Regions from separate parts of the Homo sapiens genome. Here region 1 is linked to region 2. A link is a loop called in an ENCODE intact Hi-C map of the cell type or tissue named here. Cell type or tissue: ascending aorta. All regions are shown on one strand. Each heading gives the region's core, and the rest is flanking DNA. Links, peaks and the distances in the headings are about the cores only. Region 1 overlaps CARMAL (coronary artery disease region linked MFGE8 regulatory lncRNA). Region 2 overlaps ABHD2 (abhydrolase domain containing 2, acylglycerol lipase).

Region 1 (15,183 bases), core at 4,021-12,020, 120 kb after region 2:
ATTGCCAGCAACTACCTGAAGAGAGGAGAGAGGCAAGAAAGGGATCCTCCTTCATACCCCTCAGAAGGAACCATGATTTTGAACTTCTAGCCTCCAGAACTGTGAGAGAACAAATTTCCGTTGTTTTAAGCCCCCAGGTTTGTGGTACTTTGTTACAGCAGATCTAGGAAACTCAGGGAAAAAATCCTAAATATTGCATAGCTTTCTCTTTCCAAAGAGAGGATATAGAGGAATGGTCACAAACACAAACATTTTAGTGATGCACACACCTGGTCCAAACTCTGAATCAATCATTCACTCGTTAATGTCTTTGGATGCATGATTGAACCCGAGTTTCCTTATGTGCAAAAGTAATAAAATGTACTCTTCAGATAATGTATGTAAAGTGCCAGGAACATAGCAGGTATTATGTAAATGGTAGATAATACCAGTATACTAGCCTCAGATTCCATTCTCTGCAATTACCAAGGAAGTCTTCCTTTTCCCTGGGATCCTGCATTAGGACAGAAGCAAGCAGAGTGCTGTTATTTCTATATCATGGGGGGCTTCTGGAAGGAAAGAGTTAGCACATGCTTGAAGATAACCAAAGCTAGAGTCTGTATAGACATAAGGAGGGTGAGGCAAAGTGGGGAAGCTAAAACTTCTCTGGAAAATTGTGGAAAAGCCTATATTCATTTGAAATACAAGGGATATTAGTCAATTATGCTGCATTTAGTGAAATGCCTCCTTCATGTGCATTAAAACAATGTAATGTCTAAGATCATTGTTTGTTCTTAGGAAGGGAGTGTTTGGCATTAATTTTACCCAAGAGTAAGCTACAGACTGTCAGGAAAAGAAACAAGAGGCCCTCAGGAGGAAGAGGAGGCATATCATACACCAGAGGTCAGGACCTCCCAAGTGGTGAGACTGGGGATGCCCAAGTCTGCCCTGGACAATTCTGTTGAAGCCTCCTAATATGGTGTTATTCTACACCCTTAATTAACATTTCTGGAAAATGTGCTATGGACAATGATTCTAAATGAGTTTGCCATAACGGGTGGATGGGAGTAGAGGCAGAGGTGGAGGGGTATTCTAAACTGATAACAACCTAGTAGGAAGGAGGATTTCCTTGAAGGAGGAGGTGGAGAATCACACCAATGATGGAGGAGGGGCTCTCTGAGCTGGAAATAACTGGATGCATTGAGTCTGGAAAGGAAGGCCAGGATCCAAGATGCCCATAGCACCCATGTTTTTTCTTTTATCCAGTAGACTTACATTTAGGCTGTATATTTTTGGGGAGGAATGTACATACTCATATGATAAAATTACAGAGAAAAGCATGGGAATGGTTAACACAAAAATCAGAATAGTGATCCCTCTCGGGGGATGAGAGGGCAATGAGATGGGGCAGGGCCTGCAGGTGCTTCTGAGGTTCTGAGAATACTCTATTTCTTCAGCTGGGAGTAGGATACAGACTGTTCATTTTGTTAGCATTCTTGAAGCTTAACATATACATTATATGCTCTCCTGTGTGATATGTTTCTCAATACAAATTGGAAAGATTGTTCATCACTGAAAAGTCTATTAAGCAAAAAAACTGTAAATAATCAAGTGTTCATTGTTAGCAATCTAGTTAAATAACTTATAAAATATCTGTTGAGCAATATACCAAATAGTCATTAAAAATAATAATTTAATTTTACTTTGTTGACATGAAATGATGTCTAGAATATATTAAGTGGAAAAAGCAGCCTAAAGAACTATTTGTACCAAGTGTCCATCAACAGATAAATATAAGAACACAATGTTGGCCGGGCGCGATAGCTCACTCCTGTAATCCCAGCACTTTGGGAGGCCGAGGTGGGCGGATCACAAGGTCAGGAGATCGAGACCATCCTGGCTAACACGGTGAAACCCCGTCTCTACTAAAAATACAAAAAATACAAAAAATTAGCCGGGCGTGGTAGCACATGTCTGTAGTCCCAGCTACTCAGGAGGCTGAGGCAGGAGAATCGCTTAAACCCGGGAGGCAGAGGTTGCAGTGAGCAGAGATCGCACCACTGCACTCCAGCCTGGGCAACAGAATGAGACTCCGTGTAAAAAAAAAAAAAAAAAAAGGACACAATGTTATATATAAATACATACAAAGAAAGGAAATTCTGACACATGCTATAACATGGATGAAGCTTAAAGGCATTATGCTAAATAAGCCAGACACAAGAGGGCAAATACTGTATGATTCTACTCAGATGAGATACCTAAAGTCACCAAATTATGCAGGGACAAAAAGCAGAATGGTGGTTGTCAGGGGCTTGGGGGAGGGGTAATGGGGGTTCTTATTTAATGCAGGGGTCCTCAACCCCTGGGCCATGGACTGGCACCTGTCCGTGGCCTGTTAAGAACCAGGCTGCACAGCTGCACAGCTGCACAGCAGAAGGTGGTTTCAGAGGTGGAACAGTTTCATGCTGAAAACATCCCCGCTACCCACCCTGTCCGTGGAAAAATTGTCTTCCATGAAACCAGTCTGGTGCCAAAAATGTTGGGGACCACTGACTTGATGGGTACAGAGTTTCAGTTGGAGAAGATGAAAAAGTTCTGGAAGTGAATCGTGGTGATAGATGTATAACAATGTGAATGTACTTAGTGCTATAGGACTGTACACCTAAACATGCTTAAAATGGTAAATTTTGTTATTTATGTTTTACAACAATAAAAAAACTGTATGTATAGTATGAATACTCCCCTTTCTCTTTGTGTTTATATGTGTGATGTGATGTGTGTGTGTGTGTCTGTGTGTGTGTGCATGTGTGAGAGAGAGAGAGAGAGGCAGAGATTAGTTGAGAACGCATATATAGGAAAAGAGTCTGGCAGGACTTATATTAATATGTCAGCAGTGGTTATCTTTTGGTAGTCAGATTACTGGTGATTTTTATTTACTTCCTTATACTTCATGCTTTTCTATATTCTAGGAGTTTTGGTTATGAGCAAATTTTTCATATGTAATAAGAAAAAATAAACCTGACCTCAAAAGAAAGGAATTCCATACTCTATCAAGAAGCAGCAATTTTTGGCCGGGCGTAGTGGCTCACACCTGTAATCCCAACACTTTAGGAGGCTGAGGCAGGGGGATCACTTGAGGCCAGCAGTTCAAGACCAGCCTGGCCAACATGGTAAAACCCCATCTCTACTAAAAATACAAAAATTAGCCGGGCATGGTGGCGTGCGCCTGTAGTCCTAGCTACTTGGATGGCTGAGGCACGAGAGTCACCTGAACCCAGGAGGTGGAGGTTGCAGTGAGCTGAGATCATGCCACTGCATTCCAGACTGGGTGACAGAGTGAGACTCTGTCTGAAAAAAAAAAAAAAAAAAGCAGCAGCAATTGTGACTGATTAAACAGACCTGACATACTCAAATGAGCAAGATAAAAGAAAATGAAAAGGAAGTTATTCTCCAATAAAAGTAATGCATTCAGTAAGCACCGGAAATCAATAAGGTGAGACAGGCCGGCTTTAGCGTCTCTTCTTTGACATTCTCATGCTCATGTGATAATCGAACAGCTTCTGAAACTGCTCCTATTCTTTTATTGCTAGTCTTAGAACCACTCCCCAACCCCTGGCCTTCCTAAATGTATTTTTAAAAAATCAATTCCAACTGGGTGCGGTGGCTCACGCCTGTAATCCTAGTACTTTGGGAGGCCGAGGCAGGTGAATCGCTTGAGCCCAGGAGTTCAAGACAAGCCTGGGCAACGTGGTGAAACCCTGTCTCTACAAAAATTACAAAACTTAGGTGTGGTGTTGTGTGCCTCTACTCCCAGCTACTCAGGAGGCTGAAGTGGAGTTAATACTCCCTTCTTGAGCCCGGGAGATCAAGGCTACCGTGAGCCAAGATCACACCACTGCACTACAGGCTGGGCGACACAGTGAGACCCTGTCTCAAAAAACAAAAACAAAAAACAAAACAAAAACCCACCCCCCCACACAAAAACAAACGAAAATCAATTCCATAACTTCCTCCAGTCTTACCTGTAGGGTACATTCTGCCCGAATGCCCGAACAACCTTTATATTCCTGACAAACAGCAAACTTGGGGCCTTTAACACCCTTCTTCACACACTCTGCTTTTTCCTGGATATCAGCATAGCCTCAGGACCCTAGCCAGCTTTCCTTTCAGCCTTCAGGTTCAAAAGATTTCTTTCCATCTGTGTGCTGTATCTTCCAGCATTCCTATTTTTGAAATAACCTCAGGCTTTGGTGGTAGCCGTGAGCTTAAACCTTATTGCTCTGCCTGCTCCAGTTCCTTGAAGCCTGGCCTACTGTTCCCTCACTGCAAGCTCAGTCACTTCTGACTGGTGTAGCTTCAGCCTCCTGATCATGCAAACTATGGCACAGGCATATTATGAATAGTTAGGCAGCTATTAATATGTTTGCCCTGGGAAAATACTCTTTTTGAAATTATCTTTTTTGGGCCAGGCACCGTAGCTCACATCTGTAATCCTAGCACTTTGGGAGGCTGAGGCAGGCAGACTGCTTAAGCCCAGGAGTTCAAGACCAGCCTGGGCAACATGGCAAAACCCCGTTTCTACAGAAAAATACAAAAATTAGCCAGGTGTGGTGGTGCACACCTGTAGTCCCAGCTACTGGAGAGGCTGAGGTGGGAGGATGGCTTGAACTTGGGAAGTTGAGGCTGCAGCGAGCTGAGATTGTGCCACTGCACTCCAGTCTGGGTGATAAAGTGAGACCTTGTCTCAGAAAAAAAAAATACAGATCTGTTTTGAATTGTTTAGATTCAGGAGGTATATGTGCGGGTTTATTACATGAGTTATATTGTATAATGCTGGAGTTTGAGCTTCTATTGAACCCATCACCCAAATAGTGAACATTGTACCCAGTAGGTAGTTTTTCTTTTTCTTTTTTTTTCCGAGATGGAATTTTGCTCTTGTTGCTTAGGCTGGAGTGCAATGGTGTGATCTCAGCTCACTGCAACATCTACCTCCCGGGTTCAAGCAATTCTCGTGCCTCAGCCTCCCGAGTAGCTGGGATTACAGGCACATGCCACCACGCCTGGCTAATTTTTGTATTTTTAGTAGAGATGGGGTTTCACCATGTTGGCCAGGCTGGTCTCAAACTCCTGACCTCAGGTGATCCACCTGCCTTGGCCTCCCAAAGTGCTGGGATTACAAGGCGTGAGCCACCATGCCCGGCCCCCAGTAGGTAGTTTTTCAATCCTTCCCTCCCTCCTTCCCTCCCTCCCCATTTTTGGAGTCCCCAGTGTCTGTTTCCATCATTATGTCCATGAGTACCCATTGTTTAGCTCTACTTATAACTGAGAACATGTGGTATTTGATTTTCTATTTCTTCATTAATTCATTTAGGATAATGGCCTCTAGCTGCATTCCTGTTGCTGCAAAGGACATGATTTCATTATTTTTTTTTAATGGCTGTATAAAATACTCTCGATCCACATTGCATATACAGTCTTGATTTCAAATGAAACTTAAAAAGGCACAGGACAAAACTAGGAAAGAAATATTTAAAAAATATTAATAGTTTGCTTCTGGGTAGTGAGATGATGGACACTTCCCCCCTTTGTCTTTATTCTTATACGTTTCAAGTGTTCCACAGTGAACACAAATCACTTAAAATCTGGAGGAAAAAGCTTCAAACAACTTCCTACACATAAAAGAAGAAACAGATTACACCTGGACTTGGGGCTTTAGTCTTAAGTGCTAGGCTTCTGTGTATATCACGGTGGCCCATTGAGAATGTGACCTATGTTTTGTCTTTTTGTTGTAGCATGAGTTTCCTGTTTGTGCTGGGATGGGGCAGAGGGCAGATAAGTCCTTAGGTTTTTATATCTGTGTTCTTCATGGTAAAGCTCTAGTATGGAGAAAATGAGCGAAAAAACTCTTTGTTTTGGGAGGAGTTAGTGTTTTTTTTTAAAAAGGCTGGCCGGGCGAGGTGGTGCATGCCTGTAATCCCAGCACTTTAGGAGGCCGAGGTGGGTGGATCACCTGAGATCAGGAGTTCACGAGCAGCCTGACTAATATGGTGAAACCCTGTCTCTACTAAATACAAAAAAATTAGCCGGGCATGGTTGTGGGTGCCTGTAATCTGAGCTACTTGGGAGGCTGAGACAGGAGAATTGCTTGTACCTAGGAGATGGACGTTGCAGTGAGCTGAGATCGCGCCATTGCACTCCAGCCTGGGCAACAAGAGCGAAACTCTGTCTCAAAAAAAAAAAAAAAAAAAAAAAAGGCCTTGGAGTGGTTCTTAGGGGCTGGTGTTGAAGGGACAAGCTTTTCAATGAGACACTGCTGTCTGAATCCAGTTCCCGCTTTGAATGGAAAAGGCTGCATAAATGCCTGGAAGACCTGGGAACCAAGAGCCAATGCACTGGGAGACCAAGAGGGGCCCCCAAGTTCATGGAGGACCTGCGTTCCACAGCTGGCCTGGGCAGGGGACAGTGGAATGAGGTTTTCCTTCGGCCACGGACCCTGCAGCAGGAAGAAGGAACTGCGGCTCTGCAATAGGAGACTCAAGTTTCCCATTTCCCATTGACAGTAGAGTCTGGTGGACTTCCTTGGTGGCAGATTCCTCTGCGATGGCAGCCTGCCCTCCTACCTAATTTCTGGGGATCAATTACTGCCCTCGAACCCACCATCTCTGGAATGGCACCTGCGACTGCTGTGCCATTCTGTATATTATGGGGTAGCCGGTCGTACTTCTCAAGCCCATCCCTATGAGAGAGTTAAATTCTCCAATTCATGGTTCAAGAGGTTTTTTTCCCCTTTCATTTCATCCATACCACTGTCTGCCCAACATTGTGACAAGAAATTCAGGGCTGCCTTCCCAAGTTATGAGTTGTGACCAATGATCAACCTAACGAATTTTGATCAGATCTGTGGGTCAGAAAATTGGAACAGGAAGTAATCTGTAGGCGTCTCCCAGGGACAAATAAATAGCCAGTTTGGATTTCCTCCAGGTCTGGTCTAGGCAGGTAGGTGGTCAGAACCATGCCAGCTTGTCTAGCCACAGCGAACATTTTGTGAGGATGTGAGTGGGTGTCAAGTGGCTCGCCTGGGTGGGCAGATGTACCCCTCTTCCTGGATCCCCTGGCATATGGGCATTGGTGAGACTGCAGAGCTGTGACCAGGTACAGCAGAGAAGAGAGCCCCAAACATGGAAGAGGGCATGATGGGAGATGCTGGAGAGGAGAGAAAATTTCCATTTGGCTTTTTGAGCTTCTTGTCAGGTCCTCAGAGCACAGCAACTTGGCAGCTCTCTGCGTGCCCCATTCCTAGTCTTCCTTCATGAATTTTTCATTTCAGGCAAAGAGCCCTTATCTTTCGCTGGAGCTGCTTTCCCATCAGCTGGTGACTAGGCAGATGAAGGTTGCATTAAGGCAGGAATTATCCATCCCTTGAGAGAGAAATGGCACTCTGTGCCCTTGAAAGGATGGCTTCTGCGCCACCACCCATTACTGCAGGCTTCTGTCCAACGTTGGATTGCTGTTTTTATTGAGATATTGTTGAGGGCTGAAAGAGAAAGGCTTCAAGGGCAGATACTATGGTCTTGTCTGAAGAGTGAGGTCTTTCCTGCTGCCAATCATTGGACATGAGGGGGCTCCACAGCAGGAAAGAGGAATTAAGAAGGGACTTGGCCTGTCACAACCCAGATTTCCAGGAGTCTCGATGTCCAGGGGCACTCCTGAGGGATGGAGGGAGTTAAGGATGTCATCTCTCCTTGTCCCCATCCCCTGGGCCCAGAGCAGGAGAAGCTCCTGCTGTGCACCTCCTCGGGCCATGTTCCTTTCTACAAAGGGAGTCCATACACCCACCCAAGACTAGGCTCCGTGTACCAGGACCCCAGAGTTTCTGTCCAAATTACAGCAAGCCCTCTTCTGTGCCTGCGGGGCATCTTCATTTTCTCTAGGTCTCTCTTCCCAAGAGTGGACCTCACTACCTGTGTTCACATGCTAGGTACTAGGAGTGGCCAAGGGGTAGCTGTTTTCAGGGTTGTAAGGGGTGTGGGTGTGGAGGAAGCTTGGATGTGTGAGCTGGAGTATCCACACGTATGTGAGGCTCCTCACGATCTGAAAGGATGAGCGTGGGTGGGTGGACCTGGGGCCAGAAGTGGAGAGCCAGGGGAATGGATCTCCAAGGAGGCTGAAAATCCTAAAAGTCAACCTGGTCTTTTAGGTGGTTATGAAGGTATCTACCTCAAGGCGGAAGGATGGAGCATACTTCATTTAAGGGTTTATCAGCTTGACTGAACAACTTGAAAATATGCAGACATAGAGTATGTGAGCTTCCATTCGTTCTCTTGCCTGGCGCCCCACAAATGTTGGTGGGCTTAATTTGTAAGTGGGGAGCTAGGGAGTCCTAGTCCTGGGGTCCCTGATGGACTGGGTAGAGGGCGAAGAGCTGCAGGAAAGAAGTCAGACCTGGCAAACTAAAGTTTTGACTCACGGTGTCCCCTGAATCTATCTTCGTTTTCTTAGTCCTCAGCTTTTAGGACAGTGTGATTGGAAAGTTCTGGCAGGTTTGTTTCTTTCTTTTTTTTTTTTCATTCCTTCTTATTAATAGCGGGTTTCACTGGGAAGCCGCATGGTGGCAATAGATGGCCCCAGTTGGAGAGGGAGCAGCGCCACCCTGAGGCCATGGAGGGAATGGCAGCAGGAATGGGGGTGAGCCCAACGGGGCCTGCCTCTCAGGAGCCCATGCACCAGGCACGCCCCCACCGTGATTCCACGACCATGGCTAAACAAGAAGGGGCTGTATTCTTACCCTCTTACCAAAAATAGCATTTTCACCATTGAAGCTTCCCAAAGAACTCTCAGCTGTTTGCTAACCATGAAAATCAATCCTTGGAGTTCCAGAGGCGGCCAGTCCCCAACTTCCCAGTGGTCACTGTGTAACCCCTGCCCTACCTCATCTTCAGAAACCCCATCATCACTGCGCCAAACCCCAAAGGGAAGTGGAGATGAAGGAAGGGAATTAGCTATGAGCAGCTTAGAAGAGCTAACCCGGGGGTGGCTTCTCAAGCAGAACTCACATGCTTACAAAGGGGCTTCAATAGATCCTTTACCCTTTTCACTTAACACTTTTAAAAATGGTATCACGCTGGCCTAGCGCAGTGGCTCATGCTTGTAATCCCAGCACTTTGGGAGGCTGACGCAGGCGGATCACCTGAGGTCAGGAGTTCAAGACCAGCCTGCTAACACGGTGAAACCCCATTTCTACTAAAAATACAAAAAATTAGCCGGGCGTGGTGGCGTGTGCCTGTAATCCCAGCTACTCAGGAGGCTGAGGCAGGAGAATCGCTTGAACCCGGGAGGCGGAGATTGCAGTGAGCCGAGATGGCGCCATTGCACTCCAGCTTGGGCAACAAGCGCAAAACTCCATCTCAAAAAAAAAAAAAAAAAAAAAAGGTATCACTTATAAACTGGATTAACAGTGTGAAAAAAATTTAATGCCTACTGACTATATTTCCTGACTGCCTGCACACAAACTCTGACAGGTAGAGATTGCTATTGTCCCATTTTACAGACAAGAAAACTGAGGCCCAGTGAGGTGAATGACTCACTCAAGGTCATGTTGTAATAAGTAGTGCTGCTGGGTCTGATTTTTTTCATTGCACTGTTCTATCTTTTGCAAGCACCCTGAAGGAATTTTATTTTTTTATTTTATTTTTTTGAGATGGAGTCTTGCTCTGTCGCCCAGGCTGGAGTGCAGTGGTGCGAACTCGGCTCACTGCAAATTCCACCTCCCGGGTTCACGTCATTCTCCTGCCTCAGCCTCCTGAGTAGCTGGGACCACAGGCACCTGCCACCATGCCTGGCTAATTTTTTTGTATTTTTAGTAGAGACGGGGTTTCACCGTGTTAGCCAGGATGGTCTCGATCTGTGCCCGGTGCCTGAAGGAATTAAAGATTCAAATTCCTGCCACAATCCTGCACTGGGGCATGGTGTTCTTTCTTACTGTGTCATTCAAGTTGCAAAATCCATACATATTCTTGTAACTAAGCAAATATCTCCAATGCCATCTCCTGAGGTGAGCAATATTAACAGTTTTGTGAGTTTTTTTCCTATTATTTTCCCTAGGAAGATACGAATAGTTACAAATTAAAAATTCGTAGAGGGATTCCCACCTCCATTTACAAAATTTTAATTAAAAGCAAAAATCAGGCTAGGCGTGGCAGCTCACATCTGTAATCCCAGCACTTTGGGAGTCTGTGGTCAGAGGATTGCTTGAGGCCAGGAGTTTGAGACCAGCCTGTGCAACATAGGCAGACTCTGTCTCTACAAAATATTTTTAAAAATTAGCTGGGCATGGTGACTCCAGCTACTCAGGAGGCTGAGGCAGGAGGATTGTGTGAGCCCGGGAGGTCAAGACTGCAGTGAGCCGTGATCACGCCACTGCACTCCAGCCTGGATGACAGAGTGAGACCCAGTCTGTAAAAACAAAAAAGCAAAAATCACATTACACAATTAGTTTGTAAACTACATTTTCCCTTAGCCACATATCATGATCATTTTGACAAGTAATATTGATTCATCTCACTTCATCTCACTCTTAATAGCAGTTCAATATTTCATAGTATAGAATATGCTATGGATTATTCAACCGCCCCCATATTGGTAGACATCCAGGGTGTTTCTAGTGATTTTTGCTATTATCAATAATATTGTGATAAACATCTCTGTAAATATTATAAACTAGTAGGCTGTAATCCCAGCACTTTGGGAGGCCGAGGCCAGCGGATCGCTTGTGGTCCAGAGTTCAAGACCAGCTTGGGCAACATGGTGAAATCTCATCTCTACAAAAAAATACTTAAAATTAGCTGAGCATGATGGCATTCGCCTATAGTCCCAGCTACTCAAGAGGCTGAGGCAGGAGAGAGAGGATCGCTTGAGTCCAGGAGGCAGAGGTTGCAGTGAGATGAGATCGTGCCACTGCACTCCAGCCTGAGCAACAGAAATGAAACCTTGTCTCAAAAAAAAAAAAAAAAAAAAGAAACTAGTGTTTTACTTTTGTGGGAGATAGTCCTAAAAGTAGGATAGTTAAATCAAAAGATAGACACTTTAAAACTGGACACAAACTAAATTACCAACAATAGGAGATTTAAAAAAAAAGTTTTTTGGACTGGGTTTCAATTCATCACTCAGGTTGAAGTACAGTGGCGCAATCATGGCTCACTGCAGTCTTGAACTCCTGGGCTCAAGTGATCCTCCTTGCCTCAGCCTCTAGAATAGCTGGAACTGCAAGTGTGCGCCATAGAGATGGGGTCTTGCTAGGTTGCCGAGGCTGGTCTTGGACTCCGGGCCTCAAGTGATCCTCCAACCTCAGCCTCCCGAGTTACTAGGATTACAGTCGTGAGCCACCTTGCCTGGCAACAATAGAAGATTGATTAAGCACATTGCACACAATGGAATACCCACTACATATAATGACAATTTTTAATTTATTTAGAAAAATGTTTTTTTAGAGCTGTTTAAAGAAAAGCCATGTTACAAACAGTACATATAGTATTACCCTATTTTATAAAAATATATGCAGAGAATAAAAGACTTTGAGAAAGAATAAACACTGAAATATTAACAGTGGTTGTTTCTGGGTTACAGGTGCCTTTTCTTTTTTTTTTCTTTTTTCTTTTTTTGAAATGGAGTGTTGCTCAGTTGCCCAGGCTAGAGTACAGTGGCACAACCTCGGCTCACTGCATCCTCCTCTGCTGGGTTCAAACGATTCTCCTGCCTCGGTCTTCCAAGTAGCTGGGACTACAGGCGTGCACCACCAACCCTGGCTAATTTTTGTATTTTTAGTAGAGATGGGGTTTCATCCTGTTGGTCAGGCTGGTCTCAAACTCCTGACCTCAAGTGATCCACCCACCTCGGCCTCCCAAAGTGCCGGGATTACAGGCGTGAGCCACTGCACCTAGCCAAAGTACAATTTCTGACATGCATACATTTTGGTGGCACAGCATAAATTCTTTTTTAAAAATCCTTTTTTTTTTTTTTGAGACAGAGTCTTGCCCTGTCACCCAGGCTGGAGTGTAGCGGTGCTATCTCGGCTCACTGCAACTTCCACCTCCTGGGTTCAAGCAATTCTCCTGCCTCAGCCTCCCGAGTAGCTGGGACTACAGGCGTGTGTCACCATGCCCAGCTAATTTTTGTATTTTTAGTAGAGACGGGGTTTCATCATGTTGGCTAGGCTGGTCTTGAACTCCTGACCTCAGGTGACCTGCCTGCCTTGGCATCCCAAAGTGCTGGGATTACAGGAGTGAGCCACTGTGCCTGCCTTTCCTTTTCTTGTTTTGGCTTGTCTATGTTTTCTACTGCCTCTGCAGCAATGTGTTAGACTCTCTTGGGCTGCAGGGAGAAGAGACCAGCTCAGGTGCTGTACTTGGCAAGTGAGTGGTCATTTCAAGGCTCCATGCGGAGGTGAGGCGTCCGGGAGGCTGGCACCTTAATTGGGAAAATGAGAGCTCTGGCAGCTTGGCAGCCGCTAGAAGCAAAGATGTGAGCACCACTTTACCCTGCAAAGGCAGTGGGACTGCTCTTGCTCCAAGGGGCGCCATCATAGGTATGTCTTTGCCCATTTTTGCCTTGGCTTCTGATTCACCCTTGAGTCTCTGCTTCTCTTGTCGCTCCCAAAGCCTGTCTCCATTCTCCCCTCCTCTCGAAGGCTGTCCTCATGCATGATTCTTCCATGGCCTCTGCTTAGTGCCTCCTGTGTCCACCTTCTTTGAGGGCCTTACACTCCCTTCAAATCCCCCAAGAAACACTATCTGATTGGGTGGTTAGTATTGGTAGCTGCTGTTGGTCACAGCGCTGGCCCCAGGCCATGTTAGAGGGCACTGCTCAGTCAGCAGTTGGCTGCCTTTGTTTCTATAAGGGTCCCTGGCCTGGTCAGTTCTACTAGGGTGGTGAGATTATGCTGCATGTCAGTTATCCACTGCTACTGCCGTACTCTAATACCTGTATTAGTTTGCTAGGGCTGCCGTAACAAAGTACCACAAGTTACTACTGTCTCTGGGCTGGCTGTGACAGAGCAGAAAATCAAAGCTGCCCACAGGCCGGGTACGGTGGCTCATGCCTGTAATCCCAGCACTTTGGGAGGTTGAGGTGGGCGGATCACAAGGTCAGGAGATTGAGACCATCCTGGCGAACACAGTGAAACCCCGTCTCTACTAAAAATACAAAAAATTGGCCAGGCGTGGTGGCACGTGCCTGTAGTCCCAGCTACTCGGGGGTGGAGGCAGGAGAATCGCTTGAACCCGGGAGGCAGAGGTTGCAGTGAGCCAAGACCACGCCACTGCACTACAGCCTGGGCAGCAGAGTGAGATTCCATCTCAAAAAAAAAAAAAAAAGCTGCCCACCAAATACTAGCTCCCTTCCTGGACTACGTTTTCATAGGTCTAGTCTAAGACACCCTGAGGTGGAAAGAATTTCCTAGAGAAGACAAAATGTCTTGGAGAAAGGTGAAAGGCAAAGGGTACATCCCCTCAGGGAAGGGGCGCCATGAGGAGGGAGAGGTCTGTGGCTTAAACCACAGAAATGTGTTGTTTCACAGTTCTGGAGGCTGAAGTCTGAGATCAGGGTATTGGCTGGATGGCCTCCCTGTGAGCTCTGTGAGGATCTGTTCCATGCTGCTCCCCTGCTTGTGGTTTGCAGGCAATCTTTCGAGCTCCTTGGCTTGTAGAAACATTGCCCAATCTCTGCCCTCATCTTCACATGGCTTTCTCCTTGTGTGTGTGTCGTGTGTGTGTGTGTGTGTGTGTCTGTCTGTCTGTCTGTCTGTCTGTCTGTCTGTCTGTCTCTGGGTCCAAACCCTCCTTTTTAATAAAGACAGCAGTCATATTGAATTAGGGATTAGGAGGCATTTACATCAAACAGTACTGCTTTGGCCACCATGAAATTCTAAGATTAGCCTGCCTGCTGATTTGGTAGTAATTTAGAATTTATTTCATCACTTTCTCCTGAATACTCTAATATGTAATTACACATGTATGTCAGCTGATAGTTTTGCCATTAAATGCAATTAGAATCAGCTTTATGATTTCTCAAATTTAATCTCCTCCTAAACCATTCCATACCCAAGACAAAAAAGACCTTGACCTAGGGCAGGTCCAGCCCCACAATGAGGTGGGCCACAGGGCTCCCATCTCCCTGAATTCTGAACTAAGTAATGCTATGAGTAACCTAGTTGAATAATACTGTGGGAGTAAATCTGTTTCCATCCTCTGGCCTAAGATCTCAGCCTCCATGTATGGTATTGTTCCCATGGGAAAATGCATTCCAAATTCCAAACGACTGATTTGCATGTGAACTTTCACTCTGGAAGTTAGTGACTGCCAGAATATATTCTCCTGTGGCTCAGTCTACCAATAGCTTCTCACGAGTCCTGTTCTCTGTCCACCTCCTCACCTCCCACCTCCCCTATATGTACCCTCAATATTGACATGGTACCTCTATTAGTTTGTTCTCACGCTGTTAATAAAGACACACCTGAGACTGGGTAATTTATAAAGGAAAGAGGTTTAATTGACTCACAGTTCCAGATGGCTGGGGACACCTCACAATCATGGCGGAAGAGCAAGGGATGTCTTACATGGCAGCAGGCAAGAGAGAGCATCTGCAGGGGAACTCTCCTTTATAAAACCATCAGATCTTGTGAGACTTCTTCACTATCACGAGAACAACACGGGAAAGACCCGCCCCCATGATTCGGTTATCCACCAGGTCCCTCCCATGACATGTGGGAATTGTGGGAGCTACAATTCAAGATGAGATTTGGGTGGGGGCACAGCCAAACCATATCAGTACCTCAAAGTGAAGCTTCACCCAGGTGTTCTCTGTCCCTCCCTTGAGCCATTGTATCCTTAGGCCTGAGCTACGGTGTTCATCTTGTTTTACCTGGGTTGTAGAGAGCTGTGCATGAGAGTCTTCACCCTCTTACAAAATCTTAGGATTCTTGAGAGTGAAACTGTATTTCCCACATCTTTGTATCCTTCCAGGAAGAGTATGAGGTATATAGGATTTATGAAGCATCTACTATGTGCCAGGCTCTGAAACAGTGCTTTCTAGCATACTTATTATTATTATTGAGACAGAGTTTCACTCTTGTCACCCAGGCTGGAGTGCAGTGGCATGATCTTGGCTCACTGCAACCTCCGCCTCCTGGGTTGAAGCAATTCTCCTGCCTCA
Region 2 (15,183 bases), core at 3,510-11,509:
GACAAGTTTGTTTCTAATCAAGTCACAAATGCAGGCAGCAGAGAGTCTGTACCACACCTGCATTTTTTTTTTTCCCCTGAAGGAACAGGAGTCCTGGCTTTTCACGGTTCCCAGATGAGCTCAGGAAGGAACTGTCTGTCTCCTGAGAGAGAACGGAAGGTGACCTACCTGTGCGAGAGGATGATCTTCTTCATGTTGTCAGCCATGAGGAAGTTGTAGAACCGCCGGCACTGATCCCATTGCATGAAGGTTTCCTGGGCCCTGGAAGAACCACAGCGAGTGAGGGTGACTGCGGTGTGGGGGTGCAGGCGGGCAGCCAGGAGGGGGCTCTAGCCATGGGGTGAGGTGCTTGTGTGGAGAGGGCCGGCTCTCAGGCTGTGGCCTCTGCATTAAAACAGAGGCTCTAATGTGCAGAGCTCAAACACCTGTGGAGAAATCTATGGAGACACCAAGACAGCGCAGGGGAAGGGGACCCCGGCAAAGGCCCTCTCTAGCGCCAGAGGCTTTGTTGGTGGCACCCCCGACACTCTCTTCTAGCACCTGGACCTTCTCTTAGTCACTGAGCCTGCCAGGACCAAAGTCTGCTTCAATTGTCATGTGAACACTTTCTGTATTTGGCTCCCTACCTGGCAGGCAAGTTTTCTGGTTTAATGACTGGCACATGGAACGGGAGAGTGGGTGTGGAGGGGAAAACCTAAAAAATCTTCTGTCATTGCTGATCAAGAGGTAAAGGAAAATCATTAACTGGGATCTCCTCCAAATACATCTATCTTTTGATTAGCCTTATACCATTGAAGAGGCAAGGAAATCGAAGTGGAAGTAGACAGGCCCTTAACCCTTTGTAGGCACAGCTGGTGGGGCTGGTCTGGAAGTGTCTTTCTGCCTCTAGGGCTAGTGTGTGACTGGCACACTAGTGTGTGGCTGTGAGGGCCACACTCTGACCCTTCAATGGCGGCAGTAGGCAGGTGATATTATCCCTGTTTTCCAGAGCCCAGGTTCTGCCAGCAGCACATGCAGAGGGAGGAGACAGCACCACCAGCCCTGGCCATGTGCTTCCCCAGCCAGATGTCCATGACCACACAGCAGGTGAACAAACACCAGTGGGCTCACTCCCACCAGCCATGCCTGCCCAGCCCTCCCCACTCACTGCTCTCCTCCCTTGGGCGTGAATCCAAACGCAGGCGGACACTGAGTCCACACTCATTACAGGGAAACTTTTATCTTGCACGTTTCAAAATCTCCAGGCCTGACTCCACCCTGTGAATGGATCTGGACGTCACTACTTCTACTAGGTTCCATCTTCCAGATGGTAAGTGAGGGGACCAGGTGGTTTGTAAGGTTTTTTGTTTTGTTTTTTATTATTTTTTCAATCCAGGGAGTTTATAAAAGTAATTTTATAAAAGTAATTTCCCCAAAGCTGCTACAATTTTAGAATGGCAAAATTCCACAGTTTTGGAGTGACAAACATTTCCCACAATGTCGTGGTTAAAAAATAAGAGGTAGTGGGGAGTTAAGAATGAAATGGTTTGTGAATTTAATGGTCTGCAATGTGCTCATCAAACACAGGCTAAGCTCAAGGTGAAGACTACCACCACCCTGAAGGGTCAAAAGGCCACTGCATAAATGTGCAGCCAACCCCCGCCCGACTCTAACCAAGCACTACAGGAAGAGTATAGGACCAGACCACCATGAGGGACCCCGGCTAAAGCAGGACTGTGCTCACCTGCCTGTGGTCAGAGGGAAGGGGGTCACCCAATCACCGAGCCACAACCAGCTGCCTCTCCTCTGACTTTGGATCCAAGCCACCCAGAGAGCCAGTGGTCTCTGGCAATCCCAGCTTTCTCTTACCCTGGTTCATTTCTCCCTTTGCTGACCTCCTAACTGAAGGGATGTTCTTGCTTTTGTTAGTACCTCCTTCATTGCAGACAGGCTGCAGAGGTAGGGAAGGGAGGAGGGTGTGGCCATAAACAAGATATAAAAAGATGCTGCAGCCCTTGATTTTTTTTTATTGAAAACACCACAGGCACTGCTTGTTGAAAGGTTCTAGGGATTCACAGGGACCCAGGGCTCAGGGAGGGATCAGGACAAGGATGCTGGGACCAGTATTCCACTGTTTATTTTGGCTAAGATTGAGTTTTAGTATCTTTGGTTTACCACTCAGTATATGTAGGGGATGTCTTTTACCTTTGGCTGTAGAATTAAGGAATTGAAACTTAAATTTATATTGCTTTAATAAAAGAATCAAGATCAATGTATTACATTCATCTCATATATATATATATATATATATATATATATATTTTTTTTTTTTTTTTTGAAAAGGACTGATGTCTTCAATACCAACAACAGCAAACTGAAAGGCAGTAAAAGAAAGGGTAACCTACAGACTAAAAGAAACATAGACAAATCAATAAATGCATATGTAGGCAGTATGTGGATCCTGATTCAAACCAGCCAACTGGCAAAATAAACAAACAAACAAACAAACAGCACTTCCATGAGACAATCAAGGAAATCTGGACACTGACTAGACATGGGATGCTATTAGGGAATTATTGCTAATTTTTTGGGTGATGATGGTATTTGTGGTTATGTTTAAGAAAAAGTCCTTAGAGTCTTTTAGAGCTACCTAGTGAACTACTTACAGATGAAATGATATCTGCAACTTGCTTTAAAAGAATGTAGTTTCTGAGGGAGGGGTTGAATGGATAGGTGTAGAGGAAACAAGATGGGGGTATGAATTCATGTTATTGGAGCTGGTAGTGGCTACACTGGGGTTCAATTTTAGATGCAAATCACAAAATGGGCACGAAACCAGGGGAGTTTAGCTCTCTAGACACTGCACAAATACCTTACTTGCCTATCCAAGTTCTTTTTTTGTTTTTGTTTCTTGAGATGGAGTCTCACTCTGTTGCTCAGGCTGGAGTGCAGTGGTGTGATCTCAGCTCACTGCAACCTCCACCTCCTGGGTTCAAGCGATTCTCCTGCTTCAGACTCCCGAGTAGCTGGGACTACAGGTGTGTGCCATCATGCCCAGATAATTTTTTGTATTTTTTTAGTAGAATACGGGGTTTCGTCATGTTGGCCAGGGTGGTCTAGAACTCCTGACCTCAAGTGATCTCTAGGTCTCGGCCTCCTTCCAAAGTGTTGGAATTACAGGCGTGAGGCACTTCACCTGGCCTGAATATCCAAGTTCTTGACTTGCCTCTAGATAGCTATGTTCTCCAGAAGAGAGAAGGGGTGGCAGGAACTGCTCCCCAGGCTGGGCCAGATATTGGTCCACCAGGATAAACTGGCTGAGGACACAGGAGAGAAGTGTGGAACCCTGGGAGGGGCAGCTCGGGCAGAATTACAGGGAGGGAATGGCTTTGCAAAATTCAGAGTGAATCTTGCTGGAAGGAGGGTAGGTTTCAAAACTTCAGAAAGAACCAGGATGACTCCAAAAGGAAAGATGCTTTCTGAAAGTTGCAAAACTCTCAAGAAGTGATAATCACAAATGAGAAGAGAAAATTAACCCCCAAACCCAGTATAGTTTCACTGGGAGTCTTTTTTGAGAATAATCCATAAGGATTTTTAAAGAACTTTGTCCATCCATTGATCTACCTATTACCAACATAAATAGAATTCCCTGAAAATGCCTTCATTTCTAATCAATGTAACATTAAATTATAATAAAATATGACCCATACTGGTTTCAAAGCCATTTTCTAGTGAGAGATTTCTCTTTGGACTGTTAAAAGAATTTTAAGAGGTGTTGCGGAAGGCAATGGATTTTAATCCCTCAGAAGAGGGTCCCAACAAACAGGCATTTACAATTAGGTTCAGAGCAATCACTTGGGCAAGGAAGAGCTGAGCCAACCATTATGCTGCTGGGGTAACTGCTTAGAGAAGGCTCAGCTTTCCAGTTCATATTTTGCAAAGTGAGTGGACCAAGTACTGATGAAAACGAATTAAAGTCAGAAGAGAATGAACTGGGGAAAGAATGCATCTAATGGTACCCAAGTGAATTCAGATCTCCTGGCTCAAATAAATTATGTCTCAGAGTGCTGAGAGACTATAAGAATAGTGAAACAGCTTTCCTGTGGTCTTTGAAAAAATATGGAGAATGAGAATGAGGTTCTGTAAGAGTGGGATGGGCAAGCATGACCTTAACACCCCAAAAAGGGAAAAAAGGCAAGGGCAGTATGAATTAAGATTGGAGATGAATTAATGGGATGTGGATGTAGACGATACTAAAAAAATACCTTGAAAGCAATATGCTAATGAAACCTTAAGAATAAAGTACATTAAGTACTTTCCCATAATGCTATCACACCGACCTAAGAAGTATTTTTACTTGTAGAAGGAGGGGATTTCTTTCCAGGTTTTGCCTATATACAGTCATATTTTTAAAAAATTATGATAAAAACACATAACATAAAATTTACCATCTTGTTTTTTTTTTTTTTTTTTTTTTGAGACAGAGTCTCGCTCTGTCCCCCAGGCTGGAGTGCAGTAATGGCATGATCTCGGCTCACTGCAACCTCCGCCTTCTGGGTTCAAGAGATTTTCCTGCCTCAGCCTCCTGAGTAGCTGGGATTACAGGTGCGCGCCACCACACCTGGCTAATTTTTGTATTTCTAGTAGAGGTGGTGTTTCACCATGTTGGTCAGGCTGGTCTCAAACTCCTGACCTTGTGATCCGCGTGCCTTGGCCTCCCAAAGTGCTGGGATTCCAGGCGTGAGCCACCGCACCCGGCCCTTCCCTACTTTTAATATATACATTCTGTCGTGTTATATATTTTTCTTGATTTTTTAAAATAAAAGCTGCCTCGTTTCCCACTGAGTTGGTATATTATTAATTTATTTAACTATCTCCCATGCTGGACATGTGGATTATTTCTAATTTGGGCACTGTAAGAGAGTAATCCTGCAGTGGGGGCAAAACCAGGACCAGCCCAGCCTGCAGAGAGAGGAAGAGGGCACGATCCTAGGCAGGCTGGCCAAGCCCAAGACAGGGCTCCTGCCTTGCACAGCCGGGCCTCTGGGAGGAGGGATGGTAGAGCCTCTGGACCCAAAAGACCCAGCCAGAAGGTTCTGGGCTGGTAGCAGGTTGCCCTTCAGGGGCAGAGTCAATCTGTAGAGAGGTCATCATCTCCAGCTAGTTCAGCTTGAGTGTGAGCAGAAGAAAACCATGTTTGTACCACACAAGGGAGTGGGCCAAGAGTTTTTGGTACCTGCCAGGCTGGGCTTTGTTAGTTCCACTGGGGTGGAAGGATGGGGCAGAAAGATGGACTTCAGACTAGAGTAGGGATGGCCACCTACCAAGCCCCTTTCTTCCTTATCAGAATCTTTTCCTTTTGCAGGATGTACTTTTACAGGAATGAGTTAGAGTCTCTCATTATACTGATAAAAAAAAAATTAACAACAACAAAAAAACCCACAAAAAGCCCCAAGGCACTAAGGGCAACCATGTGGTCAGGTCAACTTCACAACCCAGTGGTGGAAAAGCTGAGCTGTTTCCCAGGGTGAGGTTCCGTCCATAGAGTCTCATTTAAACGCTGCAGTTTCCCCCTCTTTGTTTGGCTGTGATTCAAAATTACTGATGGCACAAAGTTACTGTATTTTATAGCTCTTCAACTATAAAAACAAATTTTAGGAAAGTCCCAGTCTCTGGGGAAACTTTATGAATAATATTTGCTTTTGCCATAAACTCATCTCTAGCCTGAAGTTTGCCCATCAAAAGCAAGAGAGACAATATCCCCACCATTTGGCAGGAAAAGTGGTACCTGCCTCTTCCCCATGGCAGGAAGGCCTTGCTCAAAGAATGCTAGGATGTTCAGGTTTACCTGAACCAAGGAGGTCAGGTCTTAGTGATGTTAACACATCCACTTAGCCCGGAGTATAATGTGCCTTTAAGGAGATTTGAAACACTCCTCTGATAATTCCCCTACTGTCCTGTAAGGAAGCAGTCCTTGGGACTGGCTTTGTGGAAGACAATTTGTCCACAGCCTAGGGAAGGCAGGGGCAGGGGGATGGCTTCAGGATGATTCAAGCACATTACATTTATAATGTACTTTTTCCCTATTATTATTACATTATCATACAGAATGAAATAATTCTACAACTCACCATAACATAGAATCAGTGAGATCCCTGAGCTTATTTTCCTGCAACTAGACAGTCCCATCTGGGGGTGATGGGAGACAGCGACAGATCATCAGATATTAGATTCTCATAAGAAGATGCAAACTATCCCTCACATGCGCAGTTCACAATAAGGTTCATCCTCCTATGAGAATCTAATGTCACTGCTGATCTGACAGGAGGCGGAACTCAGGCAGTAATGTGATCAATGGGGAATGAGACTAAATACAGATGAAGGTTCACCCACTGCTTCCCTACTGCTTTGCCCACTGTGACCTGCCCACCGCTCACCTCCTGCTGTGCGGCCTGGTTCCTAACAGCAGTTGGGACCCCTGCTGTAAGGGGCTTCTGCCCCTGGCCTGGGCCCTGTGCTACTGTCCTCCTCACCCTCACCTCCTTCAGAAATCCCTCCTCATGGACCCCCCACTTGACTGAGGACCTCCTTGGCACCCATATGCCTAAATGTGTAATATCTTAGTAACATGTATTTGTTGCTTTGTGGCTTTGTAAATATCACTCTGCTGTCTTAAGTGCTGTGAGGTCCTCAGATACAGACTATCTTTTACACCCAAACTGCAATAAAATGCTTTTGTTTTAGTTTTATTATTACTGGTCAATTCTGTAACATAAGGTTGTTGAGGGCTTTCTTGGGAAAGAATTTATTTTACCTGAAACCAGACCAAAAATGCTTCTCTCCCCATTTTCTTTAAGCTCCATGAAGGCAGGGAATTAGTCAGCCTTGTTCAAGGCTGTGTCCCTGTTACCTAGGAGGATGTCTCACCACACAGAGTCCCCAGGCGGGTTGGCAGCTGTTTATGCTGAGGGAACATGTTAAAGTCTGCCGGATACCAGGTGATTTCAGGGCATCTGTGTCCCTCCTTCAGTGGTTCAGCACATTTAGGTAGAAGGTGAGCTAGTTTAGCAGCAGCTAGACTTTGCTAACTACAGCAAGCGGGTGGCTGGCTTCTCTCTGAGCCTTCAACCGGCTCTGGCTAGATGGGAGGTGAGCTACGGGAGGAGAAGCCAGAGGGAGGGGTTCACTGAGGAAGCGGGTCTCCAGACTCAGCTAGGAGAGATTTACCAGACGCATGAACTCTCGTGTGGCCCCTGCAGAGGCAGACGGGCCTCCCCGGCTCCACCTTGGTGTGATGGGAAGCACTTATGCAGCTGCCACCATCCCAGTGCTGAAAGGCTCATCGCCCTCAAGCCTTGGCAGGAAAAAAAAAGGTTATACTGGTTTAAAGTAAGGAACTGTGCTCCATTTATTCCATAGATCTGGTTTAAATGTTGAGGGTACCTGAGCCTTGGACCAGCACACACAAGGACAACAGTGTCTCTCTGACCTGGTGCCAGTTCCCATATGCAGGACCACATGATCTTAGCCTGGGCAAGTTAGTTCTCTGTGCTCCAGACAATAAAGTTGCAACTTGCTCTTTGTTGCATGAGGTTGGTGTGCCAATAGTTAGTTATGTGTATGAAGCCCTCTGAGGTCTCAAGGAAGAGGCTGTGTAGGCTATGTCTGCAAAATGTATAGCACCTCACAGATTTTAGTTTTCTAGCTTCTTGAGCCTTCTTTGCCTTAGTTCAAACACCTTAGCTTGCTGCGTCAATCATGTGCTCTTGCTGACAGCAGATGGCGCTACTGCAGCAAAATGAGATGAAGGGATTGTCGTGTTAAGATTTTGTGCATTGAAAAAAAAGAAAACAAAACAAACGTCCTAGTTCTGCTCCCTTGGATCCTGGGGTAGGCCCCTTGCTCATGTCTTTCTTATCCCAGTGACTGGGCCCGACAGGACTTTGGTTAATTCTGGTTACACGTGGCTATGAGCTGGGAGTTGGATATTACTAGTCCCACCAAGATAAAGGCACATGTCCTCTCAGCTGACTCCCCAGTGTCCAGAGGAGTGAAGGAAAAGATTCCTGGTAGGAAGATGGGGGACTAGCCTGGTCCTGGAACGCGAGAGCAGCTGGAGAGACCACTGAGGTCACTAACCCCGGGGACTGCTAAACGTAACTAAACTGAAAACTCGCCTATGAAATGTATCCAAAATGCAGACTTCTGAGGTCCCATGCCTCCAACTTCATGAATCAAAATCTCCAAGGGTGGGGCCCAAGAAACAGAATTTCTTTCTAACATGATCCTCCAAGTGATTCCTTATGAAGTGAGGCAGTCACTAGTTCACTGGACCGGTCTTTGTGATCCGCCGATCGAACCCACCTCCTTCATTTTACAGTGAATGACGATGATGACGATAATGAAAATGAACAGTGGCTTACGTTCTGCGTGCTGGGCACTGTTCTAAGCACTTCACACGCATCAACTCATTTGACTCTCAGCGGTGCTATGAGGTAGGTACTGCTTATCATCATCATCCCCATATTGCCGGCACGGAAAAATAGAACCCAGACCTTGGTCCTGGGACTCAGGAAGGGTTTCATCAGAGATGTTTCTCATGTCTATCGTGGGTACATTTAGATCACCTTTTTCAGCCAGCTTTAAGCCTCATAGGGAGAGGCTGAATCCTGGGCCCACATGTGTCTTTTGGGTGTGCTGGCTTTAAATTCCAGTAATATGTATTTTTAGAAATAATATAGATGGCCTCTATCCATCAGAAAGTAACAAGGTATGTTTAAACTGCAGCATGAGATATACAGGTGAGGCAAAAAGATTCTTTGAATAACGATAAGGACTGTTTGGCATTAGACTGGATCAATAGGGAGGTGTTTTTAAACTTTCCCGTGTGTTTCAAATTTTTTCATCAGATTTTTAATAACTGGTTATACTCATTGGTAAAACGAAAGACACCATGAAGAGTACAGAAAAAAATATGAATGTATTTGAAGAGCCTGGAGAGGTGTGTGTATAGTGTGAGTGTGTGCATGTGTGTGTGAACGTGTGAGTGTGGTGACTCTTGAGAGACCTGGGACAGCAGTGATCTTCAGGGGAATCGGGGCAGATGACCACGCCCTCCTGGGACTCATCCTGTGGGGCATCTACTGGCAAGAGACTAAGGGGTGGGAGAAAGCTTGACCCAGTAGATCAGCTCCTTTGTGATGATGCCTGGGATGCCTGACAGAGACAAATACTTAAAGGTGAGGACACTGATTAAATGATTTCTACAGATCCCTTCCAGATGCCATCTGGGACTCATCTCTTGCAGGAAGGAGGGATCTGGGATCCCAAGGCCCAGCTTTCAGATCCCAGCTTGCCAGTCTCCTGTGCTCTTTCATTAATCCACGTTTCTATAAAAACTCCTGAAGCCTGAACAAATTAAGTCACCTGACAGAGATTCCCTAGGAGACAGCAACTATCAAAGGGGGTTTTACTTCTCCAATTACAGATCTGACCCCAAAACGCAGCTGCATATCCCAGGCTTAAGGGGTCTGATGGGGCATCTCCAATGTATGATATGCAGACAAAACAAGGTGAGTCCAAGACTCAGAAACTTCTACTCAGTCGGCCACAGTGTTCCCCGGTCTTCACAGAACAGTGTGTTGTGCGTCGGGGCATCTCTATAAATAAGGGCTAACTGAAGGCCCTGATGGAAGGCGGAGATGACTCACCTCAGTGCACTGTACCCCTGGCACACGCTGACGCAGCACAGGACCTTCTCTTGGTTTGCCTGAGTCTCCCCCAAGTATTTGCACACAATGTTACCACCCAGGCTGAAGCCCACGACGACCAGCTGGGTCAGGGGATATGTCTTCTTGATGTAGTTCACCATGGCTCCAAATTCCCACGTGCAGCCTGTGGGCAAAAGGGTGAGATTGCTCAATCATTTCAGGTGCATCCTATCTGGAGAAAATGCAAGCTGGAACGTTACTAAATGGGTGCCAGTATACTAAAAGAGAGAGAAATATATATGTGTATATATACGTGTGTGTGTCGGGGGATGTGTGTGGAGAGAGAGACAGACACTGCTCTTTGGCTATCCAGACAGAAGTTCCCAGATGCCCCTTGGGATAAGAGGAAACAGGGCCTCAGCAGTGCCAAAGCGTGGAGGTACCATGTATCAAATGTACAATGCTTCTTAAAAGGTAGGTCACAAGAACCGTGTCTAGATAATCATGGATATCAAAGCAGATTTCAGGGTGTGCATGAGCACATATGCTCACACACAGACCTAAATAAAAGCTAGGCCAGCCTGGACAAAATGGTGAGACCCCACCTCTACACACTACAGGTGTGTCCTTGTAGTCCCCGCTACTTAGGAGGCTGAGGCAAGAGGATCCCTTGAGCCGGGGAGGCAGAGGCTACAGTGAGCCAAGATCGCATCACTGCACTCCAGCCTGGGTGACAGAGTGAGACCCTGTCTCAAAAAAATAAAATAAGTAAATAAATAAATAAATGCAAGAGCAAAATCCTTTGAGATTAGCTTCCTAGGCTACAAATTGGGATGCTATACCCATGTGTATGATGATTCATGGTGTTAAGAAAAGTAGCAAGTGGATGTTATTTACAGAATCTTCTTGACAGAGTTGGAAAGGAGAGGAAAGATAAACTTCAGTCCAGAGGGACTGCCAGGATGCTCTGTAGGATTAGGGTAAAACGTTCTTGGTGACATAGGGACAGGGTGCCAAGGGAGGCAGGCTCATTCAAAAATACACAGATGAGACCTCTTAACAGAGAGGGTTGTTTGGGCCTCATTTGCCCAGGAGAGATGATCTCAGCTGGTGTCCCCTTGGGAAGTTATTGAAGCCATGTTATGTCTCAGCAGCTTTGCTAAGAGGAGGAGGTGAATGGCCATATTACAAGTGAAGGGATTCATCACATCCTTCTAAGGCCCAACCTCAAACTCTGTAGGGAGCCAATTTAAAATCTAACATGGAAAGATAGGGATGTCGACGCAAAGCACATACAAAATAGACTGGCATGAGAAGAGTACGGATTTACAATGGAAACGGGAGTTGTTGACTTTGGCACCAGCTCAGAGGTTTTGGCATTCTTAATAGAGTTGAACAGCTCCTTCCCTAATCATCAAGCCATGGGGGAAAGTATCTTTTGAGCCTGGGGTAAACTCCCCTTATATCTGTCTTCTTTTGTGGTAGGATGTAGCCTAAGCCAGGCCGGCACAGCCCCATGCAGTTCTTAAGCTGCAGTGTGCATAGAATCACCTGGAGAGGGTGTTAGAAATGACCATTCCTGGGCCTCAACTCCAGAGAAGCTGATTCTGTAAGATGGGGACCAAGCCCAGGAATCTATAGTGACTTTGTTTTTGAGTAGGTAATTCATGCCCATGGTAGAAAATTCAAATGCTGTAAAAGATGGAGTGAAAGGTAAGTTTCCTATATTCTTTTTAAAAATACCAGTGGTAACATACACATTGTTCGGTGGCTCTTTTTTTCCCTTTACAATATGTCTGGCAATATTATGCATCAATACACTTGAAACTGCCCTATTCTTTTTTATTTTTAATGGGGTATAACATACATACAGGAAAATGCACAATCAATGAAATTTTACACATTTATACCCAGGTAAGCATTGCCCAGATGAAGACGCAGAATATTTTTGACACCCCTGGAGGCCTCCTCATGCCTCTTCCCAGACAGTATCCCCTATACTTTTGACTAATAATCATGATCTGGAAATGCTGGGGGCTTAGAAGGAGCTTAAGCAAGAGATGCCTAAAACTAAGGGAAAAACCGGGCCAAGAGCTGCTTCCTCCCAAACAGCAGGACCCAGGCACCAACTTTGAGAAGGCAGCCCGTCTCCCTCTCCAGTGAGATAGTAGAGGATCAAGCTGCTTATTTTTCTCCCTCTTACACTCAGCAGAGGCTGGGGCAGTTTGCAGGCCTTCAATAAAGAGTTGCTGAATTGAGTGGATTCTGATGACAAGGCCTCTGAATGGGCCCTGAGGACAGGGAAGGAACAAAAACCTGGTCCAGAAGGATCCTTGAACTCTTAACTTTGGAATGTGAAATGCCAGACTGTTGTCCCCACCGAAGTCAGATTCATTCAAGTTTCTTTTTGTTCGTTTGTTTTTGAGACAGAGTCTCGCTCTGTCACCCAGGCTGGAGTGCAGTGGCACAATCTTGGCTCACTACAACCTCTGCCTCTCAGGTTCAAGCGATCCTCCTGCCTCAGCCCCCTGAGTAGCTGGGGTTACAGGCATGTGCCACCATGTCCAGCTAATTTTTGTATTTTTAGTAGAGACAGGGTTTTGTCTTGTTGGCCAGTCTGGTCTTGAACTCCTGACCTCAGGTGATCTGCCTGCCTCCGCCTCCCAAAGTGCTGGGATTACAGGCATGAGCCACTGCCCTGGCCAAGTTTCTCTTTTTAAGAAGGTAGCAATGGAAGGAATATTATGCCTCCAGGGAATGCTGGATTTCAAAATGTAGCTGTGATATAAAAAAGGGGATGTGCAAACAAACAGCTGAGAGCACAATGAGCAATTAGCTGATATCAGCTTCTACACCACGCAACAAATAAAAAATTTAGAAATCCCAAAGGAGACATTTGTTCACCTCCCTTGGGCCATAACAGGCACTGAAAACCAGGCCTTAAAGGAGCAGCCTGGCCTCATGGCTAAGTGAAAAGGCCCTGTGGCCAGACTGCTTGGGCCTACCACTTAGTGGCCCCAAATGTTCTCAATTTCTCTTTGATGACAAGTAACCCCCGTATACAGGGAAAATCTTCAGCTTCCAGGCTCCTTTCTGGAGGCTTAGAACCTACAGGAATAGGATGAGGCCTGGGAATGGGAACTTTCAACAAACAGCCCAGACAATTTTTGTAGTGAGGAAACTGTGCAAAATACCGTTACCTTGGGTAAGTTACCAAACTCTCCTAGGTCTGTTTCATCATCTGTAAAATGGAAGTAACAAGAGTAAAGACTTCGTAGAGTTGTTTAGAGATGTGAATAAAGTGATATACATAAACAGCTTAGATCAGGGTCCAGAGCATAATAAGCATTCAATGTTAATGGCTATAACTGACTCTAATTATTTTCTCTTTTAAAAATATGTAAGTATACCCATGTTTATAGCAGCATTATTCACAATAGCCAAAAAGTGGAACCAACCCAAGTGTGCCTTGATGGATGAATGGATAAGAGCAATGTGGTACATGTGTACAATGCAATATTATTCAGCTTTAAAAGGGAAGGACATCCCGTCACATGCTACAGCATGGAAGAACCTTGAGGACATTATGCTACATGAAGTAAACCACTCACAAAAGGACAAATACTGTAGGATCCTACTTATGTGACATACCTGGACTAGTAAAATTTACAGATGGAAAATAGAATGGTGGTTGCCAGGGGCTAGGGAGTTGTTGTTTAATGGGTATAGTTTTAGTTTTGCAAGATGAAAAAATTCTGGAGATTGGCTGCAAAACAATCAATATACTTAACACTACTGAACTGTACACTTAAAAATGGTTAGGATGAAATTTTGTTATGTACATTTTATCACAATTAAAAATATATTTAAACAAGAGTGTAGCTGATCTAAAATTTAGGGTTTTCTCTAAAGTAGTGTTCTTCAACCTGATTGCACATTAGAATCACCTGGGGATTTTTTTTAAAAAAAAAGCAGGAAAAATATTTATTATAGGGTATTAAATGGCTTACTGAATCATTGAGAGAGTTAAAGAAATAGCCTCAAAGCCAAACACCTGGGGAGCTTCTAAAACACCCATACTAATGCCTGGGGCCTCCCCAGCTTCATTAAGTCAGAACGTCTGGGGGTGGGATCTGGCCATGGGTGTTCTTCTACAAGATCCTCAGGTGCAACCACTGTGGCTGTGGCGCACTGCTCTAAGGAACGAGGCTCTCTCCAGCTCAGACCAATGCGAGAAGGCATTTTTTTGAAGCACTCTCTCATCTCTGGGCCACCCCTTTTCAGACTCCCTTTCCTTTCTACTTGCAGTAAACAACCTTCACAGATGGGGGCGCTGCTTAGCCTTTCGGAAGCTTAGCCTGGTAGCAGTTTTCCAAACATTTCCTCAAAGCAAGGTTTCCACAGGTAGCACATCGCCGTTCAACACAACCAGGCGCTTCCTGTAGATCCACTAATACCTAACAAACAGAAAATTTAAATGCCTTTAAATCCATGTAACTGCTTTCTGGTAATCTTTCTTGTAAAGAGTGAATTGGAAAAGCTGCACGGAGGTTATATATTACTGCAAGAATGATGCTCTAGCTCAGTGGTTCTCAGAGTGTGGCCCCTGAGCAAGCAGCATCAGCATTGCCTGGGAACTGGTTCAAATGCACATTCTTGGACCTCACCCCAAACCCACGGAATCAGAAACTCAAGGGGCTCAATGAGCTTGCAGGACCTCACCTCCAGAGATTCTGATTCCACTGGTCTGGGTGGGCTGAGAAGTTGCTTTTCTAACAAGTTCTCAGGTGATGCTGACGTTGTTGGTCCAGAGACCACACTTTGAGAACCATTGTCCTAGTTGACAGAAAAGCTGGATGAAATCTTTTCTTTTTTCTTTTGGAGATGGAGTTTTGCTCGTTGCCCAGGCTGGAGTGCAGTGGTGCGATCTTGACTCACTGCAACCTCTGCCTCCCGGGTTCAAACGATTCTCCTGCCTCAGCCTCGTGAGTAGCTGGGATTACAGGCGCCCACCACCACGCCGGGCTAATTTTTGTATTTTTAGTAGAGGCGGGGCTTCACCATGTTGGCCAGGCTGGTCTTGAACTCCTGACCTTGTGATCCGCCCCCCTCGGCCTCCCAAAGTGCTGGGATTACAGGTGTGAGCCACCGCGCCCGGCCTCTTTTGTCTTTTAAAAGTGCAGCTCGAAAAGATGCTTCATGTCACTCATTGTTAAATAGATGCAAGTTAAAATGACACTTAGAAATCATTTTCCACTGCCCATGTTAGAAAAGATGAAGTTTGCCAATACCCAGGACTGGAAGAAGTGTGGGTAACAGGCCCTCTGGTCCATCCACTGTTGAGGGAGTACACATTGGTATAGGCCTTGGAAGGCAATGTGGTAACATCTGTTCATGTTTTTTAAAGTACAAACCTTTGGTCTAGTAATTCTGCCTTTGGGGACTTTATACTGCATATGTATGTAAACATGTACATGCAAGAATGTTCACTGCA

The links. Peaks named below come from ENCODE experiments on the same cell type or tissue, not always from the same donor. Only the 100,000 strongest peaks of a DNase experiment are listed, where the experiment ranks them.
Region 1: a loop joins it to region 2, with 7 times the contacts of the local background. A loop is called at or near these places in 106 of 110 quality-filtered maps.

The regions. Positions count from the first base shown.
Region 1 is chr15:89,051,133-89,066,315 of GRCh38, reverse strand. The region is part of intron 1 of CARMAL (coronary artery disease region linked MFGE8 regulatory lncRNA); the gene reads right to left. It also overlaps a transcript of ABHD2 not described here. Among named protein-coding and RNA genes, the nearest start is that of CARMAL, 18 kb to the right of the region's middle. RefSeq lists an enhancer at 6,481-6,981. In ascending aorta, for the core only: a CTCF peak has its summit at 8,634 (motif pointing left); a DNase peak (open chromatin) is centred at 8,635.
Region 2 is chr15:89,170,502-89,185,684 of GRCh38, reverse strand. ABHD2 (abhydrolase domain containing 2, acylglycerol lipase) reads right to left here. Exons shown (of 11, transcript NM_152924.5): 6 at 9,690-9,873; 7 at 169-261. Among named protein-coding and RNA genes, the nearest start is that of RLBP1, 43 kb to the left of the region's middle. RefSeq lists a silencer at 7,613-7,907. In ascending aorta, for the core only: a CTCF peak has its summit at 7,753 (motif pointing right); a DNase peak (open chromatin) is centred at 7,814; H3K27ac peaks cover 2,278 bases.